2 separate regions of the Homo sapiens genome follow, and region 1 is linked to region 2. A link is a contact called in ENCODE Hi-C data. All regions are on one chromosome and are shown on one strand. Each heading gives the region's core, a stretch centred on a gene start or an enhancer-like site at or near the end of the contact. The rest is flanking DNA. Distances are from core to core; before and after follow the strand shown. Region 1 holds the start of PPP4R1-AS1 (PPP4R1 antisense RNA 1). Region 2 holds the start of MPPE1 (metallophosphoesterase 1).

The links. Hi-C counts contacts between places; a loop is a spot of excess contacts on that map. Pooled maps may share reads with other maps.
Region 1: a pooled map shows a loop between it and region 2 (10-fold over the local background). The contact joins the promoter of PPP4R1-AS1 here to the promoter of MPPE1 in region 2. A Hi-C loop is called at or near these places in 7 of 50 pooled maps.

Annotation. Positions count from the first base shown.
Region 1 is chr18:9,610,393-9,616,056 of GRCh38, forward strand. PPP4R1-AS1 (PPP4R1 antisense RNA 1) reads left to right here and starts at 4,415. Exons shown (of 3, transcript NR_110773.1): 1 at 4,415-4,622. It overlaps PPP4R1 (protein phosphatase 4 regulatory subunit 1), which reads right to left and starts at 4,167. Exons shown (of 20, transcript NM_001042388.3): 1 at 4,086-4,167; 2 at 3,834-3,878. The coding sequence starts at 4,092. RefSeq lists an enhancer at 3,284-3,363 and silencers at 3,634-3,883, 3,984-4,253, 4,354-4,863.
Region 2 is chr18:11,906,721-11,912,040 of GRCh38, forward strand. It overlaps MPPE1 (metallophosphoesterase 1), which reads right to left and starts at 1,597. Exons shown (of 11, transcript NM_023075.6): 1 at 1,481-1,597. It overlaps LOC101927511 (a long non-coding RNA gene), which reads right to left. Exons shown (of 4, transcript XR_007066296.1): 4 at 3,829-4,142. RefSeq lists a silencer at 1,990-2,389.

The sequences.
Region 1 (5,664 bases), core at 3,165-5,664, 2.3 Mb before region 2:
GTATTTCATGATACAGTACTGAAAGTTTCACTTTTAAACTTAAATACATATGGTTTTTATTGCATTATTCTCCTAAACTTTTTTTTTTTGAGACGGAGTCTTGCTCTGTCGCCAGGCTGGAGTGCAGTAGCACAATCTTGGCTCACTGCAACCTCTACCTCCTGGGTTCAAGCAACTCCCCTGCCTCAGCCTCCTGAGCAGCTGCGACTACAGGTGCACGCCACCACGCCCAGTTAATTTTTTTTTGTATTTCAGTAGACATTTCACCATGTTGGCCAGGATGGTCTCGATCTCCTGACCTCGTGATCCGCCCACCTCGGCCTCCCAAAGTGCTGGGATTACAGGCATGAGCCACTGCACCCAGCCTATTCTCCTAAATTTAAGAGTACCTGATAATGATTTCATTTACTTACCTTTATAAGTTACTTGATAAAAGTTTAAGTTCTAATGAAACTCCTTCAATGAAATTATGTGTACACACACACACACACACACACACACACAAATACCATCCATTTTTCCCTCATTAGGATTTTTTTTCCTCCAAAGGTTATCAGTCAAGTCAGTCTTTGACCAACCTTTTCCCCGACTCTGTGCCTCTGTACAGAGACGGGATTAAAACAAATCAAATCGAAAGACCTGAGACTCTTAGCAATGTCTGGCAATGCCCCTCTTTCAAGTCCTAGACTCCAGCTAGGTCCTTTCCTAGATCATCTGCACAACAGAACTTACTGTCTCTTCCCTCATAGTCCAGGTTCTGCATTTAGGAAGGTCAACCAAGATTCTAGAGCTTGACCAGAAAACAATTTCTTCCCATCCCAAGGGCCAACTTACACCTAGCTTGGCTGAAGTAGTAGGACTTGTTTACAACTACTCTGGAGGTTGGGCTCCATACTCTGGAGTTTTACCATAGACAGAGAAACTCAGGCTCACGAGATAACAACCGTGTTATAAGGGCAGCCCAAGCTCCGTTCCTCTACCTTTGGGTCCTCTACCTTCTCCAGCTTCTCCAGGATGTGACAGCTGTCTCAGTCCTTTACCAACCATCTTGCTCTCTAAGGAGGCACCATGGCCCAGTGTTCCCCCTCATTCTTTCTCCCTTCACAAGAGATGGGAAGTGGTCCTTCAACTGGCCATATGTCCAAAAGTCCTTTGTTCCTGAATATTCTGGGTAAAGGTATCACCTGTAAAAACTTTAGTAACTGAGAAAAATAAGCAATTACTCTAACAAAGCCTTCAACCAAATTATGAATATGCAAATAACTATTGTGCCTTCAATGTCTGTTTTATCCTAAATTAAAATGCACAGGAAACAGAATCTTTAAAAAGTTAGTTGCAGCCGGGCGCAGTGGCTCACGCCTGTAATCCCAGCACTTTGGGAGGCCAAGGCAGGTGGATCACCTGAGGTCGGGAGTTCGAGACCAGCCTGATCAACATGGAGAAACCCCGTCTCTACTAAAAGTACAAAATTAGCCAGGCGTGGTGGCACACGCCTGTAATCCCAGTTACTTGGGAGGCTGAGGCAGGAGAATCACTTGAACCCGGGAGGCAGAGGTTGCGGTGAGCCGAGATCGCGCCATTTTGCACTCCAGCCTGGGCAACAAGAGTGAAACTCCATCTCAAAAAAAAAAAAAATTTAGTTGCGAGCATTGGCAGCATCTTTAAGTACCTTCATTCTGTAAGGTTCAACATCAGTGTTTCCTTCTCTGCTCTTCTTTTAAGCTTCCCTTGCTCTTTTCTCATAACAGCAAACATAATCATAATCATCGCTGTTTACCAGGAATTGTTCCAAGTGCTTCAGAGGCACTAACTCATGTACAGCCTTGAACAACTCTATGAAGTAGGTAATATTTCTTATGCCTACTTACAAATGACAAAACTGAGGCATAGGGAGGTTAAGTGAGTTGCCCAAGTCTGCCCAAAAAGACACTGCTAAGACAAACAGAGCAGCCTGGCTCCAGTGGTAACTGTAATACTGTACTGTACACCTAGATTCAAAACTGCTTGTAAACCACTAGAGGGCATGGGTTGTGCCCATCTTTCTCAAAGCTCCATCCCCAGTACCTGGCAGAGTGTTGAAACTCATGGTTGAATTTTTCACAGGTATGCCTTCCCCTCTACACTGTGCTTCTTGGGGGCTAAGGAAGAAACTGAGACTGCATTTCATCCTTCAGGAGTGAGAAGTTTTTGCTCCAGTCATAAATACTTGCTGAATAAATGAATCTTCTATTTACGAAGTCGAACATAAATATAAAAAGCCCTCCTCGAGGTAACATAATCAGGGCCATTTCTCCAATCCTAACCTGGCAAGAGATCTGAAATCAACAGATGCCTTAAATAATATCTCAAACTTACTATTAGGCAGATAAGTGGCTTAAGGTAAACATTAAATAAAATGTTAAAGCTGCCCTTCACTACATGAGTACTGCTCCCTTTAAGAGAGCTGTTTTGAGCCACCTCACTAAAAACACAGACTTAGCAAAAGTTTGGATGTGGTTCATTTACTTTAAAGATAAATTACTCGTTTCAGATAATCCATCTAAATAGTAAATCCCCCTTACTTTACTCAAAACAACCAGGAATCTAAAAATTAAGTTTACTCTGAGTAAGGGAACCACATTAGACAATGCTAAGGATTAACTACAGAGTATTTAAAAGAGTAATTTCAAACTGCAGCCATCTCTGAAATTACTTATACAGGTACTAGACAGTCAATCTCAGCATCCGGTAGGCTTTCCACTAAACAGACCACAATCCTACTATGGTTATCATCTCAACTCAGAACAATTTCTTGGTCCCTTATGTATCCCATGATCTTCGCTTATATATTTTGCACACTCTGCATTTTTAAAATGCATCTCAAAACCTATTGATTTTTTGATGGGTCGCTATTTTGGAAGATTAGCAAGAATAGAAACTATTTTAAGTTAACTGCAATTTGTCACTTCTTTCAATACAAACCTGCTTAACTCTTTTGTCTTTTCTATCGTGACCCAAATTATTTTCTGAGGCTTAGAAAAGTACATATAAGACGAAAAATTCCTTTCTAAATATCAATTCCGTCGCCATCAGGAAATGTCAGAAACTTTGTCTTTTTAAAAATAAAAGCGTCAACTCTTTAAAAACTTCAGTACCTCAAAGGAAAGCTGCACTGTTAACACTGAAGGAGGGCTGGGTGATTTCTGAACATCCGCATTAAAGAAATATGCTCTCCAAACCTAGTAATTCCTGCGGAGGCCACACCTTCTAACCTTCTCGTAATCCACTAATCAAATCGGGAGCATCTGAAAACTGCTACCAGCCAAAGTAAAATGACAGGTATGTCATCCTCAAACAATCCAAAACCGGGTCGGGGAGCCCAGACGGCTAGCCGGGGCCCAGGCTGACCCCCGGGCGCTCCTGGAAGAGCGACTCTAAGGAAACACACCTCCCGCGCGAGCCTCTTCCTTCCTAGAGTGACGGGGGAAGGGGACACCAGGGGCAGAAACACACCCAAACCCCACTTCAAATCCTGCCCCACCGCTTCTCCTTCCAAAACAGCCGCGCCACTGCTGAGCCCGCAGGCGATTCGGGGGCGCCGGGAGAAGAGAGCGAAGGGCGGAAAGCGAACTTGGGCGTTACTCCGGGCGTCTCCCTCCCCCAGCGGAACCTGGGCGCGCCGTTTCCTCACGGACGCGAGATTTTCCCCCCCGATCGCCACCCCAGCCCGCCTGGGGCCGCCCTCGCCCACCGTCCCCTCAGCCAGCCAGGGCCCGGCCCAGGCCTCGCCGCCGCCCGCCCTCCCCGGCCGCTCCCCGCGGACTGCCAGGCCACCGCGAGGCCGGGCCACTCACATCCGTCTGCGTCCTCCTGCAGGTCCTCCTGAAGCAGCGAGAGGTCTGCGCCGAGGGGAGAGAAGAAAGGCCCGGTCAGCGCCCCGGGGCCCGGCGCGACGCCCCCCCCCCGCCCGCCTCCCCCCCGCCCCGGGGGCGCCTTCCCGCGCCGGGACCCCACGCCGGCCCCGGCCCGGCAGCCACTCAGGGCTGCGGCGGAGGGCGGGTGGGCTCGAGGAGCCGCCGCCGCCCGGAGAACAGGGGGCCACGTACCCGCCATCTTGTGGTCGCCCCCTCCTCCGCGGCCGCCCGGGGAGCCGGGGCTACATGGAGCGGCGCGAGCCGGGGAGCCGGTGGACGCGCGCGGGAGGGGCGGCGGGGAGGAGGAGGGCCGGGCTGGCGGGGGCGCGCGCGCGGGGCGGGCCGAGGGCCCGGGCCTGCCGCGGGCGGCGCGGCTCCCGGCCGCCCGGGCCCCCGGCCGCGCCCCGCCCCGCCCCGCCTGCCCCTCCGCGCGGCTCCCGGGCGACCGGCGCTCCCGCCTCCCGCCTTTCCCGCTGCTTGCCGGGTCCCGGCCCGGCGACGCGCGCTCACACCCTCCTCCCGAGCCGCCCTCACGCCGAGCGCTGCGGACGGGGGCGCGCAACCTGCCGCCGGCCGGGACCCTGCGGCGAGTGCCGGAACCCGGCCGGGCGGGGCCTCCCGCGGCCCGGCCGCTTTATTGGGTCACCGGCCTCGCCCACCGCCCTGCCAGCCGCAGCCATCTCGGCGGGCGCGCCGCTCGCAGCCAGCGCCCCATCCCCAGGCCTGCACGTACGTCGTCGGCGATCCGGGGCCGGGGGCGGCTCCGAGGTCGTCGGGGCCGGGGTCCCACCTCCTCTTGGAGGAAGCGCCGCCTCCCCACCCGCCCGGGGCCCTCGCCAAGTGGCTGCTAACAAAGCCCAGGGCCCGGCTGCGGGATGGTTGACTGACAAAGTCATGCCTGCCTAGCCAGCTTCCTCGTGCAGCACGGTGAAGGCTGGGGCGCCGGGTTTTTACTCCCACGTCCTGCCAACTCGAGCTGACAAGGCGGGCAATCCACCAGCGGGAGCGTTGGCAGGCCCGGGGTCAGATCCTGATTCAGCCAGTTAATTGGTAGGAGTGGGGCCCATTTGTAGAATGAAGGTGATAACTGCCTCGTGGGGTTATTGGCATTAAATGAAGAATGTAGGGAACCTAGCATGGTTCTTGATGTCTAGGAGGTGCTCGGTGAAGGGTGCCTATGATTCGCTTTGTCTTCTAAATACTTTTGGCAGCACTTGAGGTGTTAAAGTCTGTATCCCAGACTTTATTAGTCTTGTTGTTTTACGTGACTTAAGCGATTAGCTCAAACGCCCAAGTACAAAATGGGGCTAAACCCAGGTTTTCCGACACGATTCTACCTCCATGGCTCTATCTCCAGCTCCACCCAAGGCCTCCAAAATGGTGTTCTCCTAAAGTGACCAACAAAACACCAAGCTGTGTCATGGTGCCACTTTGGCGATGTGGTCTCTTAGGAGAGGGAATTCTAAGTAGTTAATTAGCTTGTTCCTTTCTACGTTGTAGTCTTGACCAAGGACAATGTGTTGGCATTTAATGCCACTGAAGATTTAAGAGACTAAGGAATCAGATCCTCTGAGATTCCTAAATCTGTGTAATAAAATGGGTTCTACACATAGCTATTCCAAAAAATTCAGTCAGATATTACTAACAAGATAGACAGATTATAATCTGTATGAAATTTCTAGGAGTAATAAAAATCAGAATAGACCCCGTAACCCCGAGTATGTGTCTAATTTTCTCAACTATAAAATAATTAAAACTAAAGGCCTTTCTC
Region 2 (5,320 bases), core at 347-2,846:
GCACATGCCTGTAATCCCAGCTACTCGGGAGGCTGAGGCAGGAGAATCGCTTGAATGCGGGAGGCGGAGGTTGTAGTGAGCCGAGATCGCGCCATTGCACTCCAGCCTGGGCAACAAGAGCGAAACTCCGTCTCAAAAAAAAAAAAAAAAAATTTATCTTTGAACTTTTCAATTTGTATTTATTTATTTATTTATTTTTAGAGATAGGGTCTCACTCCACCGCCCATTGTAAATCAAAAATGAAATCCTAAGACCCCTCAACCATCTGCATGGACCCCACCAAGGGCATTCCAGAGTTAACCTTGTTTTAGGTTGTTTTAAGCAAAACTTGTTTAGGCCATGATGGGAAGTGGGGGTGGAACTTGACACATTTCATCCTCCTCCCTTTTAGAATTCAGGAAAAGCAGACCAGCATTTAACATGCTGGACACTTAACTTACCTGGAGGCTTCATCTGCATGATAAAACTTCAGTCTCCACAGCCTCTTATTGTAACCCAAACATTCCTTTCCATTGATAATAAATCTTTCAACCAAATGCCAATCAGAAAATTTTCAATCTACCTATAACCCGGAAACCCCCGACCCACCCACCTCCTCAGCTGTCATACCTTTATGGACCGAACCAATGTACATCTTAATCTTACATGTATTTGACTGATGACTCATGGCTCCCCTAAAATGCATAAAACCACACTGGGCCCCGACCACCTTGCGTACGCGTTCTCAGGGTCTCCAAATGGCTGTGTCACCAGCCATGGTCACTCATATTTGGCTCAGAATTAATCCCTTCAAATATTTTATAGAGTTTTGACTTTTTGTCAACCGCAGGCTGCGTCACAGCTCGCTGCAGCCCCAAACTCCTGCGCTGAAGCGATCCTTTCCCCCACAACTTCTCGAGTAGCAGGGACTTCAGGTGCGTGCCACTACACCTGGCTTTTTTTTTTTTTTTTTTTGGTACTTTTGTTGTTATGGTGGGGGCGGGGGACTTGCTATGTTGCCCAGGCTGGTCTCGCATCTCTGGGATCAAGCCATCCTCCCACTTCAGCGTCCCAGAGTGCTGGAATTACAGGCCTAAGCAACGGCACCCAGCCTATCTTTTAATTTTTAACTTCAAAGTTATCGTTAAAAATCTAATCCCCCCAAAATATGAAAAAAATACTTAATATGCACTGACCTGTAGTTTTTCTCTAATTCACTATCTTAAATATATTAATTGCAATCTCATCAACTGCGACTTGCATTTGAAATTTTCCACCTTAAACGGTATTTTTTGATAAGATGGATTTTTTAAAAAATCTACACCAGCAAACTAGAGTGAGAGACCCCTGCAAAGTAATACATGGGCCTTAAGTCACCGAGATTTTCCAGCAAATAATTTGCAGAATGCTGTTTTTCCTAGGTTAACTTGCAATCCTAACACGGAAGGAGGTTCCGTTTTTAGAAGTTTAAATGTTGTCACACGGGCGCAAGAATACATACAACAGCCATGCTTTCCAGCTCTGCGCACAACGCCAGGCAGATGGGGAGCACCGGGCGGTGCGGGAGCCCTTTCACCAGGGCAGGGTGGCTTCGGTGGCCGAGGGACCCGGGAACTGCAGCCGGAGCCGGCGCGCACCCAGCCAACTTCCTGTTTCCGCGGTAGCGCGCGGGCCTGTCACTGAAGCCCCGCCCCGGCGACCTCAGGCGGGCGGGGAAGACCGAGTCTTCCCGGAGCCGCTTCGTCCGCCCGGCGCCGGAGTCCCACGGCCGGTTTGCGGAAGCGGGTCGTCTGAAGGGGCCCGGCGGGTGGCTCCCGGGTCTCCGCGGCCTGTGATCCCCAGAGCGGACAACCGCAGCTGGGGCTCCGTGCGCAACTCGGAGTAAAGGCCGGAACCTACGCTCGGCGGCCGCGTCCCGGCCCCTAGCGCCCTCCGCGAAGTGCCTGGCAGGCTCGGCAGTCTGAGTGTCGCGTTACAGAGTCCCCTGGGCAGTCACCGCTGAAGGGCGGGGGACGCGGGAAAGGCATTTTGGGGACACAGGAGAGCTGCGAGGGCGAAGCACGGGCGAGCTGTCGTTAGGGCCCAGGAAAGGCCCGTTGCGGGGCGCACAGGCGGGCAGGGGAACTCGCGCCCCGCGCCGCGCGCCCGGCCTCCTGACGCCAGGGCCGGCTTCTGAGCACAGCCACCGCGGCGGCCGGGGGCGGCCACTGCTCCCCGCGAGCCCGCTTCCGCGCCCCAGAAGCCCCCAGAGCCCGCGTCCGAGCTCCAGGCCTTGGAGGAGCCAGGCGGGCAGCTGACAGCCCCGGAGCCGCTCCCGGGTTCCGCGCGCGGTGGCAGCCAGGCCGTGCCTCCCCGTTCCCCTCCCGCGCCGCGCTGCCCCTCCGGGACCCACCAGGCCTGGCTGCGCCTCTTTCCTCTCCTCCCCCGGAGCCTTGGAAAGTGCCCTCCAGAGATGTGCTTAGGAAGTGTGTGATGAATAAAGGAGACAATCAGGATAACTATAATATTTATTATGCACTTGCTTTTTTCTCACTGATGTTACTAATTTTAATGGTGTAGCGCGGCGCGTTCCAGTTTTCTAAGTGCTCTCACATCCGTTCAAAAAATCCTCAAAATAAGCCTGTATATTAAAAGCAGGAGCCATTATTTCATATTTCAAGAAGTAAACATGCTCAGAGTAATAATCCACATAGAGCCTTCCAACCAGTCAATTCTGGTACATTTTCACAAATCTATGAGTGTGGTTAATACACGGAGATGTGGTTTGAGGAATTATATAGGACACAGCCAGCAAAATGCCTGGTATACAATAAGTATGCGGTAAATGGTTATTATTATTAAGAATATTGTAATATCTTCAGATATGATCAGGTGAACAACTTTGACATAATCGAAACTGGGACAGCCTGATTCCATAAACACACTAATATGGCACCGTGGATTGTTTGCAGCCTCACCTCTAAAGTATTCTCTCTGACTAACAAAGAAAGGGAAACTAGAACCAGTTAAGCTTATAACACTAATCACAGGCTAAAGGAAATACAGGGGCCAAATGAACCCATTAGATTACACCACCAGGAAGTAATCTGCCAAATCCAGAATGTGGGAAATTCTACAAACCAAATGACCCAATTTCTTTTTTCAAAAATAAATGTTCAGAGGCTGAAGTGGGAGGATTGCTTAAGGCCAGAGTTCAAGGCTGTAGTGAGCTATGATCACAGCTGTGAATAGCCACTGCACTCCAGGCTGGGCAACACAGCTAGACCCCCCATGTCTTTAAAAAAAAGAGGGTGGGGGGACCTTGAGAGACACATTAGCCAAATGCAATTTGTGGACCTTGTTTGGGTCATGATTAAGACAAACAAACTTTTACATAAATAAATGGCATTTTTAAAAACATTGGCGGCCAGGCGCGGTGGTTCTTGCCTGTAATGCCAGCACTTTGGGAGGCCGAGGCGGGCAGATCAGGAGGTCAGGAGATCAAGACCATCCTGGCTAACACGGTGAAACCCCGTCTCTACTAAAAAAAAAAAAAAAAAAAAAAAAATTAGCCGGGTGTAGTGGCAGGTGCCTGTAGTCCCAGCTACTCGGGAGGTTGAGGCAGGAGAATGGTGTGAACCCGGGAGGCAGAGCTTGCAGTGAGCCCAGATCACGCCACTGCACTCCAGCCTGGGCGACAGAGTGAGACTCCATCTCAAAAAAAAAAAAAAAAATTGGGAAACTTAAACATGGACTGAATGTTAGGTGACATTAAATAACTTCAGGTAATTTTATTACGATAATACCATAGTGGCTATGATTTTTAAAGGCCTCAGAGAAACATATTAACATATTTACAGGCAAATTATATTATTTCTGGGATTTGCTTTAATAAAATTTAATAACAAATTCCTGGAGTTTTTTAGAGAACAAAGTGAGAGATAGGAGAAACAATATTGGCAAAGTGTTTAATGTTTAAGCAAGGAGATGGGTACATGGGCATTGTGCTAGGCCTAATTATGCCCCCCAAACATGCCCACATTCTAATCTTCAAACCTGTGAACAAGTTACCTGACATGGCAAAAGGGGCTTTGCAAGTATGCGATGAAGAACCTTGAGATGGGAGATGATCCTGGATTATCCCAGTGAGCCCAGTCTCATTGGGTCCTTCCGAGAACCTTTACCTGCAAATGAGAATTGGAAAGAGACGTAACACTGGAAGGAAGTTCAGAGAGATTCAACCTGACAAGGATGTGGCCGCTGGTGCTGACTCCGGAGATGGAGGAAGGGGCCACAAGCCCAGGAATGCCACAGGTGGCCTCTCAAGGTGGAAAAGGCAAGGAATGAATGATCCTGCAGATGCTCAGGTGTCCTGCCATCACCTGAGTTTTAGCCCAGTGAGCCCCGTGTGGGCTCCTGACCTACAGGACTTGTACGGTAGTAAATTTGGGTTGTTTTAGGTCACCAAAGTGGTAGTAATTTGTTACAGCAGCCATAGAAAACTAATACAAGCATTTGCTATATTTCTCTCTATGTTTTTGTAAGTTTAAGATTTTTTTCTGCTGGGTGCGGTGGCTTACGCCTGTAATCCCAGCACTTTGGGAGGCCAAGGAGGGCAGATCACAATGTCAGGAGTTCGAGATCAGCCTGGCCAATATGGTGAAACCACGGCTCTACTAAAAATACAGAAATTAGCCAGGAGCGGTGGCATGCGTCTGTATTCCCGGCTACTCGGGAGGCTGAGGCAGGAGAATCACTTGAACCCAGGAGGTGGAGGTTGCAGTGAGCCGAGATCGTGCCACTGCACTCCAGCCTGGGTGACGGAGTGAGATTCTGTCTAAAAAAAAAAAAAATTGTAATAAAATATTTATTAAGTCCATAAAACATAAACCTAAGAAATACATTTTTAAGGTAATTCATTTACACCTGAAGTGTAATCTGACCAACCATAGAATTATACCATGCATTTTAATTTCCAAAAGAATTATATGTCATAAATCCCTTTTTAAAAAGCATTGTTGAGTATGGTTAGTAAAATAATGTTAATTTTCAAAGTCACAGATATAATAAAGCATCACGGATATAATAAAGCATGGCATGACCTATTCCTGACTTTATTTATTTATTTATTTTTGAGACAGAGTCTTACTTTGTCACCCAGACTAGAGTGCAGTGGCTCATCTTGGCTCACTGCAACCTCTGCTTCCCGGGTTCAAGCCATGCTCCTGCCTCAGCTTCCTGAGTGGCCGGGATTACAGGCACCCGCCACCGCACCCAGCTAATTTTTGCATTTTTAATAGAGACAGGGTTTTGCCATGTTGGCCAGGCTGGTCTCGAACTCCTAACCTCAAGTGATCCGCCC